Linked DNA regions of Homo sapiens: region 2 is linked to region 1. The links are chromatin contacts, found by POLR2A ChIA-PET in ENCODE. All regions are on one chromosome and are shown on one strand. Each heading gives the region's core, a stretch centred on a gene start or an enhancer-like site at or near the end of the contact. The rest is flanking DNA. Distances are from core to core; before and after follow the strand shown. Region 1 overlaps KLF9-DT (KLF9 divergent transcript). Region 2 holds the start of MIR181A2HG (MIR181A2 host gene).

Evidence for each region. ChIA-PET counts read pairs that join two places held with the same protein, here RNA polymerase II (POLR2A).
Region 2: POLR2A ChIA-PET joins it to region 1 with 15 read pairs in IMR-90. The contact joins the promoter of MIR181A2HG here to the enhancer-like site in region 1. POLR2A ChIA-PET finds 5 or more read pairs at or near these places in 2 of 52 experiments (GM10248 and IMR-90).

What each region holds. Positions count from the first base shown.
Region 1 is chr9:70,454,142-70,458,979 of GRCh38, forward strand. All of the region lies in intron 1 of KLF9-DT (KLF9 divergent transcript), which reads left to right. Among named protein-coding and RNA genes, the nearest start is that of KLF9, 42 kb to the left of the region's middle. Within about 2 kb of position 2,355, at least 2 of the 41 ENCODE cell types and tissues checked have a DNase peak (open chromatin) inside an H3K27ac peak, as active enhancers do.
Region 2 is chr9:124,655,738-124,660,575 of GRCh38, forward strand. MIR181A2HG (MIR181A2 host gene) reads left to right here and starts at 2,699. Exons shown (of 2, transcript NR_038975.1): 1 at 2,699-3,004. All of the region lies in intron 2 of NR6A1 (nuclear receptor subfamily 6 group A member 1), which reads right to left. RefSeq lists enhancers at 2,746-2,865, 3,687-3,736.

The DNA of each region.
Region 1 (4,838 bases), core at 1,105-3,604:
GATTATTCTTGGTTTTCTGCCTCAGATAAACTAGAGAAATACCAGTTTCTCCCTTTCCCCGCCCTCCCCCAAGTCCGCCTCAGTTGGACTGAGGTGGAATCCAGCTATCTGCTTTTATAACACCCAAATACATTTAGAGTAGAGTTTATTATTTTTTTTCACAGAATAGTTTTTATTTTTTTAAAAATTTATTTTTATTGAAGTAAAATACACATATATGATTTACCATCTTTACCATTTTTAAGTGTTCAGTTTAGTGGTAATAAATACATTTATATTGCAAAAGTTTATTTTTAAGTATTTCTTATGGAGGCCTCTAAGAACTCACTGTATCTTAAAGTGTGTTCCTAAACCACCTGCTCAGAAGTTATCTCACATGACTTTTATTATTATTATTACTTTTTGCAAATCCCAAGAACCTGCGAATTATATGACTTTTATAAAAGCAGATAGCTGCATCCCACCCCAGCCCAACTGAGGCAGACTTGGGGGAGGTGAAGGAAAGGGGGAAAGTGGTATTTTTGGAACTTACTAAGGCAGAAAACCAAGAATGATCCTTGGCCAGACACGGAGGCTCATGCTTGTAATCCCAGCACTTTAGGAGACTGAGGCAGGAGGATCACTTGAGCCCAGGAGTTCGAGAGCAGCCTGGGCAACACAGTGAGACCTTGACTCTATACAACAAACAAAAAACACCCCAGTTCAGAAATGGGGAACATCACCAGCATCCCCTGGAAGCCCCATCTATGTCTCTTGTTGGTCACTACCTTTTTTCCTGTCCCCTGGCCTGCCCCCAGCAGAACCACAATGAGGATTTTTTATTTTTTATTTTGTTTTGAGATGGAGTCTCACTCTGTTGCCCAGGCTGGAGTGCAGTGACACGATCTTAGCTCACTGCAACCTCTGCCTCCCAGGTTCAAGTGATTCTCCTGCCTCAGCCTCCAGAGTAGCTGGGACTACAGACATGTGCCACCACGCCCGGCTAATTTTTGTATTTTTAGTGGAGATGGGGTTTCACCATATTGGTCAGGCTGATATGGAACTCCTGACCTCAGGTGATTCACCCGCCTCAGCCTCCTACAGTGCTGGGATTACAGGCATGAGCCACCGTGCCTGGCCCACAGTGAGGATTAAAAAAAAAAATTGAAAATGTAGGCTGGCATGGCACGCCTGTAATCCCAGCTACTCGGGAGGCTGAGGCAGGAGAATTGCTTGAACCTGGAAGGCGGAGGTTGCAGTGCTGCTAAGATCATGCCATTGCACTCCAGCCTGGATGACAGAGTGAGACCCTGTCTCAATAATAATAATAATAAAATAAAGTTAAAAAATTGCAAATGTATATGAAATAAAATCAAATCTTCCTTTATTTCTCTCTTTCCAATTTAGATTATTTTTTCCTCACCTTCCTAATATGGTCAAGTGTAGGAATCCTAAAACAGTCTTTATTTCAATATACACAGTAGTAACAAAATGTGATTTGGGCTGTCCTTAGCTTTAATTGTGTCTATATAAACTAAGCTGTGGTGGTTTATCAATCACTTCTGTAGCTTTTTGTAGCTTTTACAGCTGTGAGCTTAGAGAAAGTCCATTTATCTTAAGAGAAGTATTTGCTTTTTTGTAAACAGTGGTGCGTATATCCTGAACCATTTAATGGGAGGAAGGAGAAGAGAAAAGGCTAAATTGTAGAGCCTGGAAGTTTAATGTTGACTTATTTAGGTTCTGGGAGTCATTAGAGGCTTGAAGAGCTGTTTAGCAGGCCCTCTTTTGGAAGCTGCTGTTTTTAACAGGCTGTTAGAGTTGCGGGCTCTGGCCTTACCTTATACATGCAACACTTTCATTTGTGGAAGAAAGGAGTTGTGTGGAGAGAGGGCCTGCTTGGATGAAAGACTGGATGACCCAGATGTCTGGTCAGGTAGAGTGAGCGGTGTTAGGAGAGTTTGGTTGGACGATGTTAGGTGTTAGGAAGATTTGGAAAGGCTGGAGAATTGGCAGGAAGGCAGCAGCCTCCCACCTCTGCCATCCTGAAGGCACGCTGGGCCCCACCTCTCCCAGTTCATGTCAAGGTTTACAAGGGTCAGTGTGTTTGTGCTGTACTTGGCATTTTCACAAATTACTCTGTAGTTGTTTTTATTATTTTTATTCCAACTGTTGCTCCGGGGACTTTCTGGCAGCCAGGACTTCCAGGCCAGCTTGGAATCCCTTGCTAATTGACTCAAGCCATGAAAAGGTGCCATCAAGGCTGCTTTGAACTCTTGCCTGTTCTAGCGCTGGACAAATCCCAGGCATGCACCATAGGAAAAGCAATAATGAGACTCACACCTCCAAGTTTACAGTGCAAAACTTTGCCTGTTCAGGTGTTAAGCGCAGGGGTGAGGTGCAAGCCCAGTGGAACCAGGTTGGAAGAGTAAACAGACCTTGAGAATGTGCTTCCTCCTGGGTCCTAAGCAAGGAAGCCAGACTAGGGAGGAGGGTTCACAGCATTTCCATCAAAGCCTGCAGTTAATAGCGTCAAGTTGACCCAAATAAATTCACAGATATCTGTTATTCCCTGTGTTTTCACTTCACACCAGTTCTCCACAGATGCGACTCAGCTTGGGGGAAACTTGCCAAGAGGTCTCAGTGAGATTTTTCCTGTGAAGCTATTAGTTTTACGCCACTTCATAGAGAGAAGAATATAAAAGTAACCTTAAGAAGGTCTAGGGTGAAGGGGTACCATTATCAGGATGTAACTGATGTGTATTGCCACTGAAACATTTTCTGGTTTCATATTATTTAAAAGCTATGGCAAAGGCACCGTCAACGGAACAAAATACTTATTGACTTTTGTGAAACATCCCCTGATAGTAGAGTTTTAAAAAAGTGTTATAGCAACTGTTGTGTGAAATTGACTCTTATCTCCTCCAGTATAAGGTATAATCAGACTATCTTTCATTGATAAATTTTAATACTTTAACATGGACCTAAATCCAAGCATACCCCTTAAAGTTATATCTTAAAGAAGGGTGTCTAGGCCAGGCATGTTGGCTCATGCCTATAATCCCAGTGTGTTGGGAGGCTGAGGAGAGAGGATTGCATGATGCCGTGAGTTCAAGACCAGCCTGGCTAACATGGTGAGACCCTTTCTCAGCAAAAAAAGAAATTTAAAATAAAAAGAAGGTGGTCTATTAGGTTTTTATTAGTTTAGCAGGAGAGATGAGTCAGTTGAAATCAGAAAACAGTGTGTTCACAAGGCTTGGAAAGATTGTCTCAAAATGTAATCCTGGTACAGGGTGTGGTGGGTGGGGAGCCATGGCAGATGGAAGCAAAAGCCATAAATTAAAACAGATTTAAGAGACTTATCAACTAAATGCAAGTGTAGACCTTGTTTGGATCCTGATTTGAACAAGCCAACTATAAAACAAACACAACATGAGATACTTAGGTGTGAACCCAAAAGTATCTGAGACAGGTCTCAGTTGATTTACAAAGTTTATTTTGCCAAAATTAAGGGCACGCCCATGACACAGCCTCAGGAAGTCCTGAGGACATGTGCCCATGGTGGTCGGGGTACAGCTAGCTTTTATGCATTTAGGGAAACACGATACATCCATCAATACCTGTGAAGATTTACATTGGTTTGATCTGGAAGGGCAGGACAGCTCAAAGTAGGGGGCCTTCCAGGTCATAAGTAGATTTTATTTATTTTTGAGATGGAGTCTCGCTCTGTTGCCTAGGCTGGAGTGCAGTGGTACAATCTTGGCTTACTGCAACCTATGCCTCCTGAGTTCAAGGAATCCTCCCACCTCAGCCTCCTGAGTAGCTAGGATCACAGGCATGTGCCACCACACCCGGCTGATTTTTTTTTTTTTAATATTTTTAGTAGAGATGGGGTTTCACCATGTTGGCCAAGCTGGTCTTGAACTCCTGACCTCAAGTGATCTGCCCACTTGGGGCTCCAAAGTGCTGGGATTACAGGTGTGAGCCACCATGCCCAGCCTAGATTTTAGAATTTTCTAATTGGCAATTGGTTGAAAGAGTTATTGTCAATAGATAGGAATATCTGGGTTATGATAAAGGGTTGTGGAAACCAAGGTTTTATCATGCTGCTGAAGCCTCCAAGTAGCAGGCTTCAGAGAGAATAGATTGTAAATGTTTCTTTTCAGACTTAAGCTCTGTTTTGATGTTAATGATGGAGGATATAATGGGACATGTTTGACCCCCTCTTCCATTATGGCCTGAACTAGTTTTTTGGGTTAACTTTGAAATGCCTTTGGCTGGGAGGAGGGGTCCATTTGGATGGTTGGGGGGGCCTTAGAATTTTATTTTTGGTTTACATAAGGAAATAAGTACAGGGATATTTGATGAAATTAAGGGATTTAAAAAATTTGGATAGTAGTAATGTTAAAAGATTATTTTTAAGAGATACGTATTACAGATGAGGTATTTGTAGATGAAATGACGTGATATCTGTGATATCTGAAATTAAAAAAATATATCCCAAAGTTTCAAGGTAGGGGTTAAATGTATGGGGGCAGGAAGGGAGGTTAGAGATGAAATAAAATTGGCCTTGATGATTGTTGAAGATGAGCAATAGATACAGGAGTGATGGGTTCATGATATTACTCTTTCTATTTCTCTTTATTTGAGACAGGGTCTCGCCGTGTTGCCCAAGGTGGAGTGCAGTGGCGTGATCATGGCTCACTGCAACCACGACCTCTCTGGCTCAAGCAGTCCTTCCACCTCAGCCTGCTGAGTAGCTGGAACCACAGTTGTGTGTCACCATTCTGGCGAATTTTTTTCTTTTTTCCAGAGATGGGGTCTCAACCATGTTGCCCAGGCTGGTCTTGAACTCCTGGGCT
Region 2 (4,838 bases), core at 1,449-3,948, about 54 Mb after region 1:
TAGAGTTAAAAGGCCCATCAAAACCCTTACAACTTATAAAGTGAAAAGAGCTTCTGAGATGGGTCAGAACAGCTCTGTAAAGAAGCCCTCACATGATTTTAAGAATAGTCAAGAAAAACTGTCTTGATAGCAAAAAAGTGGAAGCTACTTAAGTGTCCATTGACAGATGAATGGATAAACAAAATGTGGTTGCTACAGTTTGGATGTAATTTGTTTGCTCCCCCCTCATTGAGTCTCATGCTGAAATCTAACCCCTTATGTTGGTGGTGGGGCCTGGTGGGAGGTGTCTGGGTCATGAAGGCAGATCCCTCATGAATGTCTTGGTGCCATTCTTGCAGTAGTCAGTGAGTGCTGGCTCTATAACTCCCTGCAAAAGCTGATGGTTTTAAAGTAGTCTGGCACCTCCTTCTTCTCTCTCTTGCCTCCTCCTCTCCTACCATGTGATCTCTGCACACACCAGCTCCCTTTCACCTTGTGCCATGAATGGAGGCAGCTTGAGGCCCTCACCAGAAGCTGGTGCCATGCTTCTTGTACAGCTTGCAGAACCATGAGCCAAATAAACCTCTTTTCTTTATAAATTACCCAGCCTCAGGTATTCCTTTACAGCAACACTAAAGGGACTAAGACAGTAGTATACACATGCAATGGTATATTATTCAGCCTTAAAACGTAAGGAAATTCTGACATGCGACAACATGCATGAACCTTGAGGACACCATGCTAAGTGAAATAAGCCTGTCAAAAGGGAACACATCTTGTATTATTCCACTTATATGAGGTATCTAGAGTAGTCAAAAAGCAAACAGACAGAGGCTAGGCACGGTGGGCTCATGCCTGTAATTCTAGGATTTTGGGAGGCCAAGGTGGGTGGATCACTTGAGATCACGAGTTCGAGACCAGCCTGGCCAACATGGTGAAACCCCGTGTCTACTAAAAATACAAAAACTAGCCAGGCGTGGTGGTGGGCACCTGTAGTCCCAGCTACTCAGGAGGCTGAGGAAGGAGAATTGCTTGAACCCAGGAGGCGGAAGTTGCAGTGAGCCAAGACAGTGCCATTGCATCCCAGCTTGGGCAACAAGAGTAAAATTCCGTCTCCAAAAACAAAAAACAAAAAATCAAAGAGAAAGTAGAATGATGGTTGTCCCCAGGGCCTGGGGGAGGGAAGAATGGCAAGTTAGTGTTTAACAGGTAGGTAGAGAATTTCAGTTTTGCAAGAGGAGAAGAGTTCTGTGGTGGATGGATGGTGGTGAAGGCTGCAAAACAACGTGAATGCACTTAACACCACAGAACTATACACTTAAAAATTATTACAACAGTCAATTTTATGTTACATATACCTTACCACAACTTAGAAAAAAAAAAGATTGTCTTGTGGCTTACAAAAAGCAAGAGAGTGCTCATCTCCTCTTCTTTCGAACATTCTTATATCTAATAGTGCATCAAAACAGCTTTTCTCGGGTTAAGACAAGAGAATAATTCTGGGGTAGTCCTCATATGGAAGGTGCTGCATAATATAGTCAACATCTAAAAAATTCCAAGTACAAACATCCAAACCCAAAATTTACAGCAAAAGAGACAGATGGAATTATTTCAACAACTGTGAGAAAGGCAAGAAATAAACAGAACTATTGGTATGTTTAAGTATCAATTTAGGACTCTATAAGCTAATTTCTAAAGAGACAAGAAAGTCCACGGAAAAAAATGATTGGTCCATGTAGAGTAGATTTCATATATCAGAGTCAAGGTCTCACAAAACAACTTTACTGTTTTGAAACTTTAAAGAAGTGTCAACTTGCATTAAATAAACAAAGCAACTGCCATGTACTAAACAAAAATGTCACAAATGACAGTCCTGTATAATGACCTGGTTTCCCAGTGGCTCAGAAAGATGGAAAATAAACCCCAAGGACCCTAGTTCAGACAGACTGAAGAGAGCAGACCGTGGCTGTCTTGCATGATTAAAGGCTATGTCACAGCTCAGTAGGGTCCATGCTTTCATAGCTTCCCCCCCCCAGCAACCCCTAATGTGACTAGGACTGGGACAAGAGTGACAGTCTCACAAAGGGGATAAAAAGACATAAAGCTTCTTCCTCATACATCCAAACACTCCAGAATCTAAAACTTCACTTCTCTGTTGTCCATCTATCCAATTTTCATTAAGAGCAATTTATATCATATAGAGGCTTCAAAGTCAAATATGCCACTTTTATTTTTACCTTATCAAACCTATAAAATCAAGACCAAGGGTTGGTCTGGATATGAAGCTTGGTTAGGATCACAATAAATTTTCAAATCAAATAATTGGTTTCAGTTAGAGCCAAGTTTATCAACAATAGGGTGATTTAGGATTCAGGAAAAATCGGCTGCCTATTTGTATTTCAGAAAGACTAGTATTTCTTCTGACACAAGTAGAGAGGTGTAAGCAACCTCTGGGTGGGTAATGCCACCAAACAAAAGCAACACCTTCAAAGTCTCTCAGTGACTAGAGGCAGCCAGACACTCAAACTGCCAGTCCTGAATTACGGCCTCTGAATGGTGAGGGCTTCACATTTCACCGATCAGGGCACAGCCCAATCAGAAGACAAACCCCTGCACTGCCAGGGACCAGCAAATCCGCTTTCTTCCAGTGTGCACATGACTAAATGTGCTTCTGTCCATCATCTGGGTCATATATAGTTCAATGCGAGCTGAGCAGACAGGGCTGCAAGGAAATCTGGCGCGGTTCAATACCTCGTCTAGCCTGGGTTCCAGTATCTAATTTTTTTTTTGTTTTAACTGACAAACTCATTTCTCTACTGGGACAGGATGCTGTGCTGGCTGGAAGTTCCATTTCTACAGCAAGAATCCTATCTGGAAACACAGAAGTTGTCCTCTAGCCACAGCAGCTCGAACTTTTTTGATTGTCGTTGCTGCTTTCTCCCATCACCCCCATCCCCTTTTGACAAAGATCCAACTGTAAAAAGTCTTACGTAACAGTTCAGGACTACTTCGGTTCTTTTACTGGGTAAGCACTTTCAATTTTTTTTTTTTAACTAAAAGCCATTTTAAAATTGAATCTGTTGAGGGGCTTGACTAAAATCTTTTAAGTAATTTGTGTAATGGAATACTGTCAGTGGATTTTTTCGTCTCATTTCTGCACGTGCTCCTTTGTTCTCAGAACAGAAGCTTTTTATACACATCCCATAACGCAGCTGGAGAGAGTTATGAAGTCAGTTATTATAAGGAACACAAAGGTTGCTTTCCATTCTTTGCCTTTAGATAATTAATTTTTTTGTTTTCTTAAAATGGAGTATTTAAAGAAGGAAGAAATTCACAAGAAATAAACTGTTGGAGAATTTAGAAAAGTTTGAAGTTTTTACCACCTTTTCTATCTCTAGTTTTGTGTGGCCAAACACTTGTGCCGCCTGGGGCGGTGGGGGTAGAGGCAAGCATAGACAGAGAGGAACTAAGCCAGACATGGACAAAGGCACGAGCCAAAACCAGACAGTCCTGGCCGTTCGATAGGCCAGCAGTGGGTGAGACAGGTCAGCCAGCTGCAGGGGCGGGAGCGGGGGGGCGGGTAGGGACATGGATGTGTGAGGTGCTCATGCGTGCGATCGTGACTAGATTCTGAAACTGCCAGCCATTTTCCCAGCTCCGCTTTGTGCAATCTAAAGGAATGCATCCCCTCTGAAGCAGTCTTGCCAGAGCCTAGTGAGGGAGAGAAGTATGGTAAATACCACAACATATGGAATCAGAAAATACCGGGAACTGGAGTGGGCAAGGGGGAATGCAGAGGGTGTGGAAATTTTTTAGTGATCTGGAATGTGTTGAGTGACAGGAAGTGCCCCAAGCTTCTCCCCCACCAACTCTTCTCAGTCGCGCCTGCTTTTGTCTAACTCTTGTAATCTACACACTACTGCTTACAAAGCTGTCTGAGTTTAAGACAAAAAGAAACCTAAAAGTCTCCTTACTTCATAGTACCTGTGATATGGAAGGAATGTAAAAGCATGACCCTTTAAGCCTATGGACATTTTTTCAGGTATACAGGAGAAAGATAAAATAATTTTCCACAGAAAAATGAGAATTATGAATTATATAGTTCAGGTTCCAAATCTAATTTTTAAAAGAATTCTGATTCTGCTACACTTTACAAATGCTTAGGTTGGTTCCTAATTTGAAGCAGACTTGTTTTATTTGGTTAATGCATTGCATTTGAACTTGTTTCTATTTTCTTTGCATAAATTTGGACTTTGGGAGAAAAATGCAAAGTAATAAGTAGAATGCACTTGGGGGAAAAAAGGAGGATTTTTCCCTTCATGGGTTGGAAAGTATTTTAAAGGGTTGTTTTCTTGAAAAAACAAGCTCTCTCTTACTTTCTGCATCTATGCTATAAAGATAACTATGCTATAATAAATGTAAGGTAGAAAACTTTAAAGAGAAAATAACAGTGTTCTAAGTGAAAAGCTACTTAGCATTTTCCCAAACTTACACATTATCAACAGAAACACTAAAAATTAAGAGAAAAGCAGCCAACTAATTAAATAGCTAGCCTTATTTTGGGGGTATGGGATAGAAAATTAAGTGTGAATAAAATGATACTTGGGAATGTTTCTCCCTCGTACCACAAAGGATGTTAGTGGTCAGCCTACGAGTTAATCCTTCCTAGCATGGCTCTGAGCCTTCATGCCGAGCAGACGTTATTCACATGACGATTCGAAAAGTCCATTCATATATCTCGCTACCTGGATTTGAATAGAAACCAGACAGCAATTCTTTAGTTCCAGCCACCATTCGCCCCACTGGACAATAGCGATTTGTTAGCACAGAGTCACAGGCTGTGGGACACAAAGCTTGGA